3 separate regions of the Homo sapiens genome follow, and all the other regions are linked to region 1. Evidence: chromatin contacts called from ENCODE Hi-C or POLR2A ChIA-PET data. All regions are on one chromosome and are shown on one strand. Each heading gives the region's core, a stretch centred on a gene start or an enhancer-like site at or near the end of the contact. The rest is flanking DNA. Distances are from core to core; before and after follow the strand shown.

Evidence for each region. A loop is a pair of places that touch in the nucleus more often than their neighbours do. ChIA-PET counts read pairs that join two places held with the same protein, here RNA polymerase II (POLR2A). Pooled maps may share reads with other maps.
Region 2: a map of HCT116 shows a loop between it and region 1 (6-fold over the local background). The contact joins two enhancer-like sites. A Hi-C loop is called at or near these places in 1 of 168 maps with a recorded cell type or tissue (HCT116), 4 of 37 single-sample maps with no recorded cell type and 14 of 50 pooled maps. POLR2A ChIA-PET finds 5 or more read pairs at or near these places in 3 of 52 experiments (T-cell and WTC11).
Region 3: a pooled map shows a loop between it and region 1 (2.9-fold over the local background). The contact joins the promoter of LINC01855 here to the enhancer-like site in region 1. A Hi-C loop is called at or near these places in 2 of 50 pooled maps. POLR2A ChIA-PET finds 5 or more read pairs at or near these places in 4 of 52 experiments (GM12878, HEK293T, WTC11 and 1 more).

The regions. Positions count from the first base shown.
Region 1 is chr19:16,245,930-16,249,700 of GRCh38, reverse strand. No RefSeq gene overlaps it. Among named protein-coding and RNA genes, the nearest start is that of AP1M1, 50 kb to the right of the region's middle. Within about 2 kb of position 1,945, at least 2 of the 41 ENCODE cell types and tissues checked have a DNase peak (open chromatin) inside an H3K27ac peak, as active enhancers do.
Region 2 is chr19:16,039,925-16,043,695 of GRCh38, reverse strand. It overlaps LINC00905 (long intergenic non-protein coding RNA 905), which reads right to left. Exons shown (of 5, transcript NR_024335.2): 5 at 1,561-2,257. Among named protein-coding and RNA genes, the nearest start is that of LINC00905, 8.1 kb to the right of the region's middle. Within about 2 kb of position 2,040, at least 5 of the 41 ENCODE cell types and tissues checked have a DNase peak (open chromatin) inside an H3K27ac peak, as active enhancers do.
Region 3 is chr19:16,063,700-16,067,470 of GRCh38, reverse strand. LINC01855 (long intergenic non-protein coding RNA 1855) reads right to left here and starts at 1,784. Exons shown (of 3, transcript NR_146442.1): 1 at 1,716-1,784; 2 at 1,435-1,603; 3 at 1,159-1,366. RefSeq lists an enhancer at 338-632.

The sequences.
Region 1 (3,771 bases), core at 696-3,195:
GGGCGACAGAGCGAGACTCCGTCTCAAAAAACAAACAAACAAACAAATAAATCCCCACAATGCTGAGTGAGAGAAGCCAGACACAAAAGGCCACGTAGTGTGAGATTCCATTGATATGAAATGCCTAGAACAGGCAAATCCATAGAGACATAAGGTAGATTGGTGTTACCTGGGGCTGGGGAAGAGGAATGAGGAGTGATTGCTGATGGGGACGGGGTTTCCTTTTGGGGTGATGGAAATGTTCTGGAATCAGACAGAGGTTGCACGACATTGCAAATGTCCTAAATGCCACTGAATTGTTCACTTTCAAATGGTTAACTGTAGCCGGGCACGGTGGCTCACACCTGTAAGCCCAGCACTTTGGGAGGCCGAGGCGGGAGGATCGCTTGAACCCAAGAGTTCAAGACCAGCCCTGGCAACCTAGTGACACCCTGTCTCTACCCAAAACTACAAAAATTAGCCAGGCATGGTGGCATGCGCCTGTTGTCCCAGCTACTCAGAGGTGGGAGGATCGCTTGAGCCCAGGAGGCCGAGGCTGCAGTGAGCTGTGATCGCACCACTGCACTCCAGCCTGGGTGACACAGTGAGACCCTGTCTCAAATAAAAAATAAAATAAAATAAAATGGTTAACCATGTGTTATGTGAATTTCACCTCAATTTCAATAAACAACAGCGCACTGGCCATATCAGGGTCTTTGTGTCATGTAAAAGAACCTCAGTGCTTAGAAAGAGCATCTGAGCAGTTCTTAATTGGTTGACAAGTGATCTTTTTCTTCTTTTAGAGACTCTTCTAACAAAATGGCATGAAGAGGCCCCCAGTGGACAGAGAAACAGGCCCAGAGAGGGCAAGGAGCCTGTTCAAGGTCACACAGCACGGGGAGCCAGGTTTGTGGGGCACAGCTTTGAACACGGGGCTTCCCTACCCACTCCAGGGGCAGGCCACTGGGCGTTTCCTCTTGTGGGGGGTAGTCTGAGTTTGTAGCCCCTGGATGAAGCTGGGTGGGCTCAGACTCAGTTCTCCATCTATTGAATAGGGAACTGGTGGGAAGTGGGTGAGGGGCACCCGCCTGCTGTCGTCCACACTGAGTCCCCAAGCCCCAGCACAGATGGCAGCTGGGGAGGATTCGTTGGGCAGCAATGGTGTGGCAGGACCTGCCGGGTTCTGGTGTACAGAGTCCAGCTCCAGCCTGTCTCTGAGCCTCAGTTTCCCCATGTGTGCAATGGGAGCTGCTGAACCCAGGCAGGGATTGGGCTGCCTGTGTGAGCTGAGGCTCCTCATGGACAGCAGGGTCAGTCTGAGCCTGGCTGCCCTGACTTGGTCCTCCCAGCCAGGCCAGGGACCCCAGCGTCCCCACCCACCCTCCATCTGTAGCTTCCCTGTCAATGTCCTGTGAGGAGGGGGAAGGAGTGTTTGACATTTCTGTGGCTTTTTTTTTTTGAGATAGAGTCTCACTCTGTTGCCCAGGCTGGAGTGCAGTGGCATGGTCTCGGCTCACTGTAACCTCTGCCTCCTGGGTTCAAGCGATTCTCCTGTCTCAGCTTCCTGAGTAGCTGGGATTACAGGCACCCACCACCATGCCCAGCTTTTTTTTTTTTTTTTTTTTTGACATTTTTAGTAAAGACAGGGTTTCACCATGTTGGCCAGGCTGGTCTTGAACTCCTGACCTCAAGTGATAAAGTGCTGGGATTACAGGCATGAGCCACCGCGCCCGTCCCCTGTGGCCTTTCTGAGCCTCAGTTTCCTCATCTTCACCATCAGGCTGCAGGGAGGACCCTCAGGAAGGATAGCAGTGGTGTTGGGGTCGCTGTGTTCAGAGAGGGCTGGAGTCTCCCTCTTCCCAGGCCTGTCCCGCACACCTCTCTCTGTGGCCTGGCCGGGTGGGTCTCCAAGCCGTGGTTTCTGACCCGTGGATGCCCCCTGGTGGTCACGGCTGGCAGAGCCTTGCATCCCCAGATCCCAGTCCCAGAGCAGTACTGCTCTGGACCCTAGAGACACAGCAGTGACAAATCAGATGGGGCGGGGGTGTCCTTGTGGAACTTCTAGGCAGACCAGGGGTGTGCCAGCAAAAGTGGAACAAATCACAGCTGCATGTTTCGACAAGCTGGAGTGGCTGGAGGGGAGGGGACACTTGAGTTGAGCAATGAATTTCAAGGAGGCAGCGGAGGCAAGGGTGCACCAGACAGAAGGCACTGGCAACTGCAAAGGTTCTGAGGTGAGAACAAGCTTGGGGCAAAGAGGCGCGAGTGGCAGGTGAAGAGGGAGGAAAGGCGAGAGTGGAAGCCAGAGGAGGACCAGCTGGACCCGGAGGACAAGGGAGCGGGGACTTTACTCTGAGGGCACTGGAGAGCCATGGGAGGATTTTGAGCAGGGGAGGGGAATGACCTGAATTACAATCTTTATTAAAAGATGGTCTTAGGCCATCACAGACATGCTGATGATGGCTCTATCTTTTATTATTTGGCCATAAATAATACATCATTTTGTTTCATGTAATTTTAAACTTTGCACACATAATGGGGACAACGTCCTTCAGCAAGTCACTCTTTTCCTTAGCATCATTTATTATTATTATTATTTTATCGTGTCTTGGCCTTTTGGCTAAGATCAAGTGTAGTTTTTTTTTTTTGAGACAGAGTCACTCTGTTGCCCAGGCTGGAGTGCAGTGGCGTGATCTCGGCTCACTGCAACCTCCGCCTCCCAGGTTCAAGCGATTCTCCTGCCTTAGCCTCCCGAGTAGCTGGGATTACACGTGCCTGCCACCATGCCCAACTAATTTTTTGTATTTTTAGTAGAGACGGGGTTTCATCATGTTGGCCACGCTGGTCTCAAACTCCTGACCTCAGGTGATCCAGCTGCCTCAGCCTCCCAAAGTGTTGGGATTACCGGCGTGAGCCACCTACACCCAGCCCCTAGCATTGTTCATACTGTTCTAGCTATTGTTTTTTTTTTTTGATAGGGTTTTATTCTAAATATTCTTTTATTTGGGGGTCCACTAGCCTGTATCGTGTTTTGTGAATTAGAAAAAGAAACCCCTTTCTCGCTATGTGGCTGGAACTCTAGGCCAGGGATCACAGCTTGGTGAGCAGAAGCTCTCTACCCTTGGGAAGTGAATACCTCACACAACCCTAGACATGTGTCCTGTTCTAATCGTTTTAATGTCTTTAAATCTATAGTAATGTCTCCCCCAACCCAATTCCAGTAACAGCTATGTGTGCTTTCTTTTCATGTTGATCAATTTCCCTAGCGGTTTTTCAATTTCATTCATTTTTTTTTAAATAAACTCACTTTGTTGATTTTCTTTATTGAGTGTTTCTTTTCCATTTTCTTTGTATCTACTCCCTATTATTTCCTTCTTTCTGTGCTCTTACATTTATTTTGTTGTTCTTTTTCTAACTTCTTGAGATGGAGGCTTAGATCATTATTTTAGCCTTTATATATGTATATATGTGTACACATTTAATATCTACTCATATATATTTCTTTCTTTTTGAGATGGAGTTTTGCTCTTGTTGCCCAGGCTAGAGTGAAATGGTGAGATCTTGGTTCACTGAAACCTCCGCCTCCCAGGTTCGAGTGATTCTCCTGCCTCAGCCTCCCGAGTAGCTGGGATTACAGGCACATGCCGCTGTGCCCGGCTAATTTTTGTATTTTTAGTAGAGATGGGGTTTCACGATGCTGACTTCAGGTGATCCACCTGGGCTGGCCTCCCAAAGCGCTGGGATTACAGGCTTGAGCCACCTCGCCCAGCCTAGAATTGTAACTCTCAAACA
Region 2 (3,771 bases), core at 791-3,290, 210 kb after region 1:
ATTCATCCATCCATCCACCCAGTCATTCATCCCTTTATCCCTCCCTTCATCCCTTCATCCATTCATCCATCTACCCATTCATCATCCATCCCTCCATCCACTCATTTATTCATCCATCCTCTGCCCATTCATCCCTCCATCCCTTCATCCATCCACCCATCCATCCCTCCATCCCTCCCTCCATCCATTCATCCATCTACCCATTCATCCATCCCTCCCTCCATTCCTCCATCCATCCACCCATCCATCTACCCATTCATCCCTTCATCCCTCCATCCATTCGTTTATTCATCCATCCTCCACCCATTCATCCATCCATCCATCCATCCATCCACCCACCCATCCACCCCTCCTTTCCTCCCTCCCTCCATTCATCCATCTACCCATTCATCCCTTCATCCCTCCATCCATTCGTTTATTCATCTATCCTCCACCCATTCATCCCTCCATCCCTTCATCCATCCACCCATCCATCCCTCCATCCCTCCCTGCATCCATTCATCCATCTACCCATTCATCCATCCATCCCTCCATTCCTCCATTCATCCATCCATCCATCCATCCATCCATCCATCCATCCATCCACTCATTCATCCTTCCATCCCTTCATCCATCCACCCATCCAACCATTCATCCCGGCCTCTCTCCTTCCCTCCCTCCCTTCCTTCATTGAACACACAGGCCAGTGATGTCTGTGTCTGGCTCTGTGCTCCAACCCCCAGAGAGGAGCCTCTCAAGAGTAGGGTTTTGGGTTGAGCTTTCTCTACTGCCCCGACACGGCTCAGCACAGGGCTGTTGTTGAATGTGCCTGATTTTGCAGGATGACTTTGTGAGCCAGTATTCATATTTTTGCAATGAGGTCATATGTATTTTGAGTGGCATGGGAAGGCCCTACAAGGACAAGCCTATCATGCTTATGCACCTGTGTTCATTCATTCATTCATTCATTCATTCATTCATTCATTCATTCATTCGTTATTGAGCCCTTAGGATGTTCCAGGTGAAGACAAACAGTATCTTGTCCCTTGGGACCAGGGAAGGTTTTCCTGAAGTGGTAACACTGAGCTAAAATATGAAGGATGAATGGGAGGTGAATTGGCTGATGTGGGAAGGGAAGGGTGATGGAGGCCAAAGGGAACAGCATAGGTGAAGGCAGAGGGCTGTATGGCACATCCCTGGGTACCTGCACTCGTGGAGGACTTGTTTAATATCAAACATTAAAAGGCACTCACATTGAATGTATTTCTTCCTGTTAAAACAAGAAGAAGCTGGGTGCGGTGGCTAACACTTATAATCCCAGCACTTTGGGAGGCCGAGGCAGGAGGATCACTTGAGCCCAGGAGTTTGAGACCAGCCCTGGCAACATAGTGAGACCCTGACTCTAAAAAAATAAAAAAAATTAGTCGGGCGTGGTGGTGTGCATCCTCGCAGCTACTTGGGAGGCTGAAGTGGGAAGACGGTTTGAGTCCAGGAATTTGAGGCTGCAGTGAGCTGTGATTGCGCCACTGCACTCCAGCCTGGGCAACAGAGCAAGACCCTGATACACACACACACAAAGTTAAAAAAGTAGAAAGGATCGTTATCTTTTTGCTTTTGAAGTTATTGGGGTCCCATTAAACTCATATGCTTCTTGGGCATGTACAGGCATTCTTGCCAACAGAGAACATCTAACCCACAAAAACTTTCCAACGTGATGACACCGTGGGGGGGATTCTGGAGCCAACAGTGAATCCAGGTGGCACTATGTCTAGCTAAGTAGACATTTCCTTCAAGCGTTCATTGATTTTGATTTTGCAGCCTTGCTTTTACGTTGTCAAATATCAAAGTGTGTGGTTTTACAGTTTTTTTTTCCTTCCAGGTCTTTAACGTTTTCGGGGACCTCTGGAAAACCTACAGGCGCGGCCCTGGGAAGCTCTGGGTCCCTAGGAGGGGAGGTGACTCCGCGGCGTCCCGGGAATGATCCTCGCGGAGCTCGCGAGGTACTAGCGCCCCCCAGCGTCTGGATTGAGAAACGCACCCTGCGAGGGTGGAGAACCAGCCCAGCCCCAAAGTGAGGTGGCAGAAAAACGAACTCACGGCCAAGGACTGGCTGAGGTTAGCCAGAATTGTGTAAATGTGTTTTGTCTTGCTGGGCTGCCCCCTCTCCTGGTCCTTTGGCTAGGGAGAACAGGATTTTGTTTGGGATTTTTCTTTTGCTTTTTTCGACTGTGCCTGTTGGCGTTCGCGGGTTGCCAGCTTCTTCAGGTCCAAGCCTGGGCTGTATGTGGCGAAAAACAAAACAAAACACCAAAGAATTGACTTTCGTGTCATTCCTTGGGTCCTGAAATTCCCACTGTGTCTGCCTTCCCTCCATCATTCAGAGTCTTACATTTTTCTAGTTTGATCCAATTTCCCAATCACTTTTTATTTTGACAAAGTTGTAAATATGATGCATAGAACATGTTTTGACATAGGCGTACAGCGTAAAATATCTAAATCAAGCTAATTTAACATTTCCTTGACATACCCGTGACCATACCTCCATGCTTATCTCTTTTTCTGTGGTAAGAACACTTAAAATTTGCTCAGCAATTCAGTTTTTTTATATTGAAAAAAAAAAAAAAAAAAAAAGAGATGAGGTCTCACTATGTCGCCCAGGCTGGTCTCAAACACCTGGCCTCAAGTGATCCCCCTCAGTCTCCCAGCGTGCTAGGATTACAGGTGTGAGCCACTGCGCCCAGACTACTCAGCATTTTTCAAGAATAAAATACATTGACTAGAGTCACCATGTTGAACAATTCCTCTTGTGCCCTTTGGCCAATATCTGTTCAGTCCCTCCTCCCTCCCTCAGTCCCTGGAGCCACCATTCTACTTGGGAGTTCAGCTTTTTAGATTCCACAAGTGAGACAGGAAGTATTTGTTTTTCTGTGCCTGGCTTATTTCACTGAACGTCTTCCGGGTTCATCCACGTAAACACAAGCTTTGTTTTTAAAGGCTGAATCTTATTCAGAGTCTTATGTTTTTATGTATGATGTCTGGCCCAGGGTTTTAGTTGTGCTTCGTGGGAGGAATGGGAAAAATTATGTATACCTTGTCCATTTGAATTTGAGAAATGTGCATGATTACACGATCACGTTTTGATCATATGCATGGAATCACAACATATGTATTTTGGTCAACAGCTTCTTATTTCCTTTGTTCTGCCTTCCTCCCTCCCCTCCTCCACGTCCAGTTCTCTCCATCTTTCAAATTCAGGCTCACTCCTTCTCCCATGGATTACTCCAATTGTTCCCCCTTTTTATCGCTATTGGTCATGTCTGGACTTGGAATAAACCCTTTCTGTCCACATGGGCCCTGTCTGCCTGCTGACCTTCCTCTCACTCCTGGCCTCAACATCATCATTCATTCATCAAACACTAAGTGTCTCATTTTGGGGGCACCCCTGAACCTGTGATCCCTCGGAGTTGACCGGGCAAGAAGATCTCCTTACGAAGCAGAGACAGCAAGTGGCGGGGGTGGGGGTGGGGGGGCCCAGTTGGCACAGGATTAAAATACAAGGGCACCCAACCTCACCAGTCATGAGGAACAAGAAGCCACCATGAGGCATTTCAAACCCAACACCCAACATAAATGAAAAGTCTGGCAACACCAGCAGTTTTGGAGGCAGGTAGAAACCCTCAATGGTGGGAGAGCACATTGGTGAAATCACTGTGAAGAATGTGGAAATACCTGGAAATGTTGAAAACGTCCAGATTCTGAAGCTTAGCCTCTCCCCACTTGGCTTTATACCCT
Region 3 (3,771 bases), core at 535-3,034, 180 kb after region 1:
GTCTTGGAGGAGGCCCAAGCCCAGGCCGGCCGGGCCAGCCGCCACTCGCTTGCTCAGGAGGACTTGGCCAGCTCACCGTGCTCCCGGCAGCCCTCGCCTTATTTGGACCTAGGATTTTCTTAAAGGAAGAAAAAAAAAAGGTCCTAGCTGTTTCCATTTTTAACCTGGTGACACAGGTCCCGCGTGGGCGTGTCCCGGGCAGGACCTAGGGTGGGGGCTGCTCTGGGCTGCCTCAGTTTCCCCATCCATCGTTGGGAGGAATGAAGAGGGCTGTGGGTGGGCTCGGGGTCCCGGTGCTGCAATGTGGGGAGGCGCCTGTCTTTTCTGCCTTGGTCTTGTCTGTGGCCCACTGAGTACCTGGTCCCCTAAAAATGGGAAAGTACTTGTTAAGTAAAATGAGCAATTCCCCGTTTCCCCCCTCCCCCACCGCCCACACACACACTTTTCTCTGCCTAGGAAATGTAGGAAACGTCTATTTATCTTTCAAGGCCCAGATCCAATGGCCCCTCCTTCAGGAAGCCGTCCTGGATTCCTAGACAGACTTTTGGACTTCCTGCCTAGCATCAAGCTTTCTCCTCCCCTCTAGGTCCTGCCTCTCTAGTATCAGGGATTAGGCCTCCACCCTATTTCCGGCCACCACCCCCAGGGAGCCTTCCTGGATTTCTCCCACCTCTTTCTGCCATGCCCCTGTCTCTCTTCTGGTGACTGTCGCTGTGTCTCTCTCCATCTCTCCATCTCTTCTGCCCCCCTGTGGCTTCTACTGCTTGTGGCTCATGACAGGGAGAAGGCCACTCAATCAACTGATCTGGGCCATCTCTGAAACTCTTGGAGCCCAGGGCAGGCTCCTGCTGTCCTCTCTAGATCTCAGGTCTTCCTTTCCTCCCTCTTGTGCTGGGAATCAAGGTGTGGCTCCCCAGTTCCCAAAGAACAGGAGACGGCCTTAGTGCCTTAGCTCCCCGCTTAAGACTCTGCCCCCAACTCTCTCCACACTGGACCCCTGTACTCCAGTTTTCCCACCCCCAGGCCTTTGTGCCGTCCATCTCCTTGACCCTACTATGCCTCCGTTCTCCCCTCCAGCAATCAAGGGCAGGATTTGCTGACTCCAGAAAGCTTTTTCCTTCCTTAGATAGTAGAGCTAAAAGAATAAAACAAAAAGAATTTTTTTTTTTAAAGAGAAAGTTTAATTTATTGGCTCATTCATTCAGGCACTGAATTCCTGTCACATGCTGTGTCCTAGCAGCGCACACTCAGCATGTGGGAGCTGTTACTATTATTGTTATTATTCAAGCATCATTTATGAGATGTGAACTCTTTGGGGCAGGCCATGGGGCTGGGTCTTGTCTGTGGTCTTCTGAGTACCTGGCCCCTAGAAGATAGGAAAGTGTTTGTTAAAATGAAACACACACACACACACACACACACACACACACACACTTCGCTGCCTAGGAAACTTCTATTCATCCTTCAAGGCCCAGATGCAATGGCTCCTCCTCTAGGAAGCCTTCCTGGATTCCTAGACAGACTCCTGGACTCCCACCCAGCATCAAGACTCCTGTGTGGGATGAAGTGGAGGTAGGGAGGCCTCCTTGTTTTCTGCCCAAGGCTGTAGAGGAAACAGGATCGTGGAAGAGATGGGTAGTGGTCAGTGCCACTGGGGACTGTAGGTTCGGGCCAAGAGTGTCCAGCTTCCCTCTGCCCCCTCCCAGCTGCCTCACTGTTCATTAAGCCAGCTTCCTTCTCTTTGTCATGGTGAAAACTTCACCCCTGTTGGTGCAGGGGCTGAAAAGGTAGCAAATAGAACATTCTAGAACTTCTTTCATGCGCTAAAGACATTGACTTCTCCCTGTGTTCCGGAGTTAAGGGGGCCAAGCCCAGACCCCTCCCCAACTCCGTTCTTCATCCTCCTCCCTTATCCCACCCCTCCCCCATGCTACACAGACAGTTTCGTCCTGTGACAAAAGCAGACCAGAATAATTGCATCTCGAGGGACGTCAGTCATGATGAAAGGACCCTGGGTGGATAATGAAGAAATGCTGTTCATGGACTAAGCCTAGCAGATGACTCACAGATCCCACTTTGAGCCATAAGCTGGAGGGGGGGGCACTGTTTTTATTCCCCTCTTTTTTTTTGAGACAGAGTCTTGCTCTGTCACCCAAGCTGGAGTGCAGTGGCATGATCTTGGCTCACTGCAACCTCTGCCTCCCAAGTTCAAGTGATTCTCCTGTCTCAGCCTCCCGAGTAGCTGGGACTACAGGTGCCTGCCACCACCCCTGGCTAAATTTTTGTATTTTTAGCAGAGACGGGGTTTTGCTATGTTGGTCAGGCTGGACTCCAACTCCTGACCTCATGTGATCCACCCACCTTTGCCTCCTAAAGTGCTGGGTTTACAGGCATGAGCCACTGTGCCTGGCCTTTTATTCCCATTTTTACAGAGGAGGAAATTGAGGCTGGCCCTCTATGTCAGAGGCCATCCAGCCAGGTGAGGCAGCTGCAACGTAGGCCCCTTTGCCTTTACAATGAACTCCAGGAATGAGCTGCGGTTATAAGCCCCTCCCTGTGTTACAAATAGGGAAACTGAGGCCCAGAGTGACTCACCCACAGTCACCCAGCTTGTGAGTGGCCCAGCTGACTCTAGGACCGAGCTGGCAAGAAGTCCTAAGACTCCCTCACCCACCCCGCTCTGCCACAACCAGGCCTCCATGCCCACCATTTCTCATTCTCTTCACTATCTCAGGCTGAGTCATCAGAGGTCAGTCCTGATGTCCTCTCCACCCCTGCTGTCCCCCGCTGTGTCCCCAGAGACCCTGGGACCAGCCTCGCCGCAGGTGGTGTGGCTAATTCCAGGCCTGACACCACCGACCTCGGAAAGAGATTCCTCCCGCAGGAGATATCTGCGTGCTTCATGGCCTTGTAGGGAAGACCCTTGTCCCTGGTACGGTTTCTTGCAAAGGGAGCTCCCAGAGGTGGAGTCTGATGCGGAGGAGGGGAGACACAGGCTAGGAATGGCGCTAGGACTAGCTGCATGACCCCATCAGCATCTTTAGTGTGTCGTCTGCAGCCTTGGTAATGGACTTACATCCCCTCTGGGCATGAGCTCCAGGGAACACCCCAGGAGCCCTGGTCAGGGCCGGGAGGGTCATTTGGGGTTCCCGGACGCTGGGGGCCCTGCCCCAGCTGTTCAGGCTGTGTATTCTGGAGCATGAGGCAGGTGGAGGCTGCCATTTATAGCTCAGGAGTGAGCTTCCCTCCTGCACTACAACCTCTCCAACTGGGGGCTTCTAAGGACAGGATGGGGGAAAGAGAACAGCCCATCAGCATCCCAGCCACCTCCCAGTCATGAGACCCAGAGTCATTTATCAAGCATCTACTACCATGTGCGTGTTTTTGGAACACTGTGGTGGACATGACTCATCCCAGTGGGGCAAGACAACCAATAACTGCAATTATGGAATGAATTACAATAGGGCAAATGACTGTCTTTTGATACAAAAGTTCAAGGAGGTCAGGCAAAATGGCTCACGCCTGTAATCCCAGCACTTTGGGAGGCTGAGGTGGAAGGATCACTTGAGGTCAGGAGTTTGAGGCCAGCCTGGGCAGCATAGCAAGACCCCATCTCTACAAAAGATACAAAAACTAGCTGGGCATGGTGGTCTGTGCCTGTCGTCCCAGCTACTCAGGAGAATAAGGTAGTTGAATCACTTGGGCCCTGGAGTTTGAGGCTGCAGTGAGCTTCTTTTTTTCTTTCTTTCTTTTCTTTTCTTTCTTTCTTTC